2 separate regions of the Homo sapiens genome follow, and region 2 is linked to region 1. Evidence: chromatin contacts called from ENCODE Hi-C data. All regions are on one chromosome and are shown on one strand. Each heading gives the region's core, a stretch centred on a gene start or an enhancer-like site at or near the end of the contact. The rest is flanking DNA. Distances are from core to core; before and after follow the strand shown. Region 1 overlaps LOC105373954 (a long non-coding RNA gene). Region 2 overlaps COL6A3 (collagen type VI alpha 3 chain).

Evidence for each region. A loop is a pair of places that touch in the nucleus more often than their neighbours do. Pooled maps may share reads with other maps.
Region 2: a map of ascending aorta shows a loop between it and region 1 (1.9-fold over the local background). The contact joins two enhancer-like sites. A Hi-C loop is called at or near these places in 1 of 168 maps with a recorded cell type or tissue (ascending aorta) and 1 of 50 pooled maps.

The regions. Positions count from the first base shown.
Region 1 is chr2:237,290,170-237,292,869 of GRCh38, forward strand. LOC105373954 (a long non-coding RNA gene) reads right to left here. Exons shown (of 4, transcript XR_924039.3): 4 at 1-1,577. Among named protein-coding and RNA genes, the nearest start is that of COL6A3, 120 kb to the right of the region's middle. Within about 2 kb of position 1,407, at least 34 of the 41 ENCODE cell types and tissues checked have a DNase peak (open chromatin) inside an H3K27ac peak, as active enhancers do; they include ascending aorta, where a contact is called at or near this core.
Region 2 is chr2:237,353,451-237,356,431 of GRCh38, forward strand. COL6A3 (collagen type VI alpha 3 chain) reads right to left here. Exons shown (of 44, transcript NM_004369.4): 24 at 1,449-1,484. Among named protein-coding and RNA genes, the nearest start is that of COL6A3, 59 kb to the right of the region's middle. Within about 2 kb of position 1,666, at least 4 of the 41 ENCODE cell types and tissues checked have a DNase peak (open chromatin) inside an H3K27ac peak, as active enhancers do; they include ascending aorta, where a contact is called at or near this core.

The sequences.
Region 1 (2,700 bases), core at 157-2,656:
GCTTTCAGAAGGTCATTATGGGGATTAAATAAGGTAAATCAAGGAAAGTGCTCAGCATGATGCCTGGCACACCATAAACACCCAATAAATTTTAGTCACCATTAGCTATTGTTTTTGTTTATTATTCTCATCATTATTTGGTCAGGGTCACTTTGATCAAAGCCAGGGTACAATCTGTTGCTTCTCCATGAGTGCCTTATTCTTTGGGTCTCTCCAAAGCCCAGGATACATTCTTCTGTGACTTTTCACTGTCCATTGCTCATGCTCCTTTACGAGGTTTGAGAGATGAGTGCCAGCACTGTATTTGGGAGCCGCTGCAGCTCTGCACAGACCCAGAACGTCATGTGCTTTCCCCTCGGCGTGGCCAGGGAGAGCTCGTCTACCCCCGCGTGCTACTCGCCAGCTTTCCCCACTTCGAGGGCGGAGCTCAGTGGCTTAGCGTGAAGTGATCAAATGAGTGTTTACACCAAAGCACTCTATGGGTCTATATCAATATTTCTAAGAATCGTTTCATTTATAGAAATTATTACCCAGCTGACCTGTTATCATGTACAACAGCTTCACTGGCAAAAGCATCATATTCTAGATCGGGGCTTAGCAAACTTTTCTGTAAAGGACCAGAGAGTGAATATTTTCAGCTTTGTGGGCCACACACAATCCTGTTTTATAATCTTCTCGTTTTTTGTTACAACTTTTAAAAAATGCAAAGCAACAACAACCAAAAATAAATAAATAAATAACCCACTCTTAACCTGTGGACTATACAGAAAGAGTTTGTGGGCCAAAATTTGCCCACTGGCCATAGTTTGCTGATCCCTGTTCTAGATGTCTGATTTGCTTTGTATTGGACAGTTTGGCAATAGGAAGAATACACACTTAAATTTTCTTCTCTTTGGCAGAATTGCATTAAAAATCAATTCTTTTTAGCTTTTAGGAAACTGAACTCTCGCAGAGATTTAATTGGAAGAGAACCAGCATTTCATTGAAACATATTTGGAAACACGTTGTGTATATTGAGACACACACACAGACACGGTCTCTGTACTCCAAGTAGTTGAAGTCAACAAATGTGTCTGAACTTTTTTAGCTGGTTTCCATGGGAACGTAGATGAAAACAAAACGTATATTCTGAGGAAGCACCAGGTTTTCTGGCTGAGGAAACGTTTTCTGAGTTAACTCTGAAGGGTGTTTTATTTCCAAGAGTGACGGCTTGGTTGATTCTCTCCTCTCCCTCCTCTTTTCTGTCTTCTCCTCCTCCCCTCTCTGTGTGTTCCCCGCGCCACATGTGCCCTTCGTGGTTCTGTGTCCCTCTCTGCACCCTCACCCCCTCCTTGCTGCCGCTCCTGGGCCTCTGGATGAAGCCTCCGCATCTGGTTTCCATCTCCCTGCGCCGCGGGACTGAAGCCCGGCCGACCCAGATTTCCCGTTCATAAATCATTACTCATCTGGAGCCCAGCCAGGAGCACTTCAGGGACTGTTTACTCAGCACGTCTCCTTTTTCAGAAGAACTGCTTCCCTTCTGTGTCGTTTCAAGTCTGGCTGCCATCTTCTACGTTGATCATTTTCCCCATTTTTATCTTTGAAAAGCAGACAAGAGAGGAATTCACTGTGATAAGGCATTTAAATGAGCTGTATCAAACGTACAGCTGGGTCAAACATAAGAGTTTATTCTAATAAAAGTGGCGAGAAATTCGGAAGTACATACATATTGTGGTAAGAACATATGATATTTGATATTTTAAGTAAACTTTGCAGAAGTAGAGGGAGTTAACACATAATCATAGCTATGTGCCAGGTAACACTTGAAATGTTAACTGAATGCTCACGGCAACTCTACACTATAGGTGCTATTAACCTTATTTTACAGATGAGGAAACTGAGGCACAGAAAACATAACTACTAATAACGTGCCCATCTGCTAGTAAATGACGATCCTCTGACAAGGACCCAGTCTGGCACCAGAGCTTCTGCTCTCTCAAGCAGCTGATTCAACTGCTTCTTCGTTTCTTCAACTGTAAAATCATTTCCATTTCACAGATGGGGAAACTGAGGCTCCAAAAGTTAAGCAAATGAAGCTGTAACAGCTATTTTCAAATATTTCCAAACTGTCTCTTTCCTTAGTACTTCCAATGTGTTTTAGTGCTGTACTGCGTGTGTTTACAGTAAACTCCCAAGAAGTTTAAAAATTCCTCTATGTGTCATTAAGGTTTCCAAAAACTACTTTAATTTTTCCATTTTTCACAGAAGCATGTGACTTGCATAGATTTCTCTTAAATGATTTATAAGAGAAATAAAATGAATGTCAAAATGTTTTTACCTAAGAACGGAGTAAATCAGATATTTTTCCTATGGTCATAATGCCAATGACTTCAGAGGAATTTAACGATGAAAATGGAAACATAAAATAAGATAAAGGGCACTGAGTGCTGTTCTAATTTCTGAGTCATATTTTTGGGAAATAATTAATATAAAGAATACTCAGTGACCATTTTCCATGTTTATTCAGTGATAAACACCATGCCAGCTGCTGGGAGAAAAGAGACACATTAAGTAATTTATCTTCCTGCAAAGAGTGACACTGCAGTGGTAGTACATAAGGGTTGGAATGACATTCTTGTCAATTACAGCATTTTGTAGAAATGCAGTTTCTTTGAATGTGAAGGATCAGCTGATCTGTCACCATCATTTTCCAACTGGTAT
Region 2 (2,981 bases), core at 416-2,915, 64 kb after region 1:
AATGTCAGCTCTTTGCTCTACAGTCATTTCTGGGCCAGGGACTTGGAAAGCAACCAGGGAAAACTCAGCTCTTCCAGAGGTAACAGATGATCAAAGCGGTAACCCCAGGTGAGACACTGAGCACAGGAGCCAGCTGTCTCCCTGCACTTCTACAATTGTTCCTCACTCTTGCCTCACCTCTCCTCGGACAGCTTTGTGAAACAGGGATCATTTAGACCTAAAGCAGAGGACCGAGACACCGGGAAGTTGCGGGTTGCTGATGGCCAGATAGGTGAGCACGTTCTGGAAGAGGCGCCCGCCCGGGACACTACTGCCTCAGTCATGTTTCCTGCACTTGGACCCCAAGTCCCCACTGGGCACCATTTTCTCTAGACTCTGCAGAAGAGGCTGTTTAAGGAGACGGCTGACAGAGCCTCGGGAGCCAGAACAGCCCAAGGAGGATGAAAGAAAAATAAATCTCAGAACCCCAAAATCGCTAAGCCAAAGGGAAAAGTCAAGCTGGGAACTGCATCAGACAGAGCTGCCTCCCATTCTATTCTTAAATAAGATAGCTACAAAGAATTTTTTTTTTTTTTTTTGAGATGGAGTTTCACTCTAGTTGCCCAGGCTGGAGTGCAATGGCATGATCTTGGCTCACTGCAACCTCTGCCTCCCGGGTTCAAGTGATTCTCTTGCCTCAGGCTCCTGAGTAGCTGGAATTACAAGCTTACAAGCATGCACCACCACGCCTGGCTATTTTGTATTTTTAGTAGAGACGGGGTTTCTCCATATTGGTCAGGCTAGTCTCGAACTCCCAACCTCAGGTGATCCGCCTGTCTCAGCCTCCCAGAGTGCTGGGATTACAGGCATCAGCCACCGTCCTGGCCAGATTTTTTTTTTTTTAAGCTGAATACCTCCCTCACATTCTGCCCACAGGGAAATTCCTTGTGGACAAAGGACAGACAGAACTGAAAGTCATCCCTCTGCTCATGGGAGACAAAGGCATATCCAATTGCTTCCTTCGCCCTGTTTTTCACTAAGCCTAACTAAGGCATAGGTGACTGTTCTGGTAAACTGTGTATTCAGTGAAAGGCTAATCAGAGACTCAAAAGAATGCAACCTTTTGTCTCTTATCTACCTATGACCTGGAAGCCTCCTCCCCTGCCTCGAGTTGTCCCACCTTTCTGGACCGAACCAATGTACATCTCACACATATTGATTGATGTCTCATGTCTCCCTAAAATGTGTAAAACCAAGCTGTGCCCCGAACACCTTGGGCAGGTGTCATCAGGGCCTTCTGAGGCTGTGTCACGGGCATGTCTTTAACCTTGGCGAAATCAACTTTCTAAATTGATTGGTATCTGTCTCCGAAGCTTTGGGTTCACAGGAGAGAGTGTTTTTCACTCCTGGGCTGGGCGGCATCTGGGCTGTTTGAAGAGAGTCTCCAGGGGGCACTGCATGAGGCTCACCTTAGCTCCGGGGGGTCCCCTTCGGCCAAAGCCACCCTGTGGAAGAAAAAGTCCCACAAACTGTGAGGGGGAGCATGGGACGCTGGGCATGGGGCCTAGAGCTCTTTCAGACTTCACCCTCTTATTCTGCGGTTACTCAGGGGAATCTTCCCAAGCACCCACATCGTGCCAAGAACCAGAAACCACACCTCATCAGCCCTGGGGAAACTCGCACACACAGACACCCTTCCTCCACCCTCATCCGGGTGAAGTTTTGCTTCCTTGCTGCTCCTGTTAATCACCCAATGGAAGTTTTGAGAATTACTGCAGACCTGCCAAGCAAAATAATGACTCCTTTTGGCTGCACGATCCCAGCCAGTTTCAAATGAGGAATGTGAAAAGGGAATGTCAACCTGTCTATTTTTCTTCCACCTTCCCAACTGTACTGAGAAGTCATGAAATACATTAATTATAATGGAAGGGAGTCCCAGGTTCTCCAAGTGATCCCGGCCAAACACAACACACACTCGGTTAAGTAAAATATCTGAAGCACACACATGTGCACCTAAACGTCTCGTGTACTTAGGTAGGGCTCACGACTTGGCAACATCTTCCTGGATGCTCCAGAGGTGACCTTTAGTTCAAACATGTGGGCTTACTTCACAAGTAATCCATTAATTTCCACCTCAAAATTGTTTCCTCAGCAGTAGAAAGGTTTGGGGTGGGACTTTATGAATGTCCCAGGCGGTCTTTGCAAAGTTAGGGTTGGTGTTGCAGAGGCTGTGACCGACTAGCTCTGTTGTGGGGCTCAGTCATCTGCTACATCAACCTAGGAACCTCACTCTCCACTTCCAATGGACCAGCCCAGTGATCTGCGGTGACCAGTTTGCCATTATTCGCTGTAATGCCACCTGCTTCAGCGGAAGATCTTGGCCACCTTCCATGGAAAATTTGAGACAAGGGGACACTGTTCTCCTCTACAAACCAACAATCTGGCCTGGCCCCTCCCAAAAGAGACATGCTAGAGTTCCATGAGAGTCCAGCAGCACTCAGTGATACATTGCTCAGGCCAGAGGCCGCCTGCGGAGACTCTAGAAAGGGGATGTAGGCATGCTGAAGCCCAGTGGGAGGGACACATTTCAGCTTGGCCTGAGCCTGGCACTGTGGTCCTAAGGGAAGGGATAGCAGGCCATTAGACCACAAAAGGAAGAACTGAGTCCTCAAGAGCCCGTGACTGAAACCGAATTCAAATCCAGTTTCTACCTTGTGTGTAGAATTGAAATTAATTGTATGAACTACTCAATTTTAAGTCATTTCATGAAACCAAGTTTTGGCTCTGCTCACACGCTGAGTTGTAATAGCCCATTGTAACATTTGATGAGTATTTCTTCTTTTTCATTATATAGCTTCTTTTTCATTATATAGCATTATTCAAAAATAATGCTCACTTCCAAGCAGTTGATCCAGGTCTTTACAATTTATTAAAAATAAATAAATAAATAGTGCTCAAACATTTTAAAATGATATTTTCAAAATTTCTATTTTCTTCTGAAT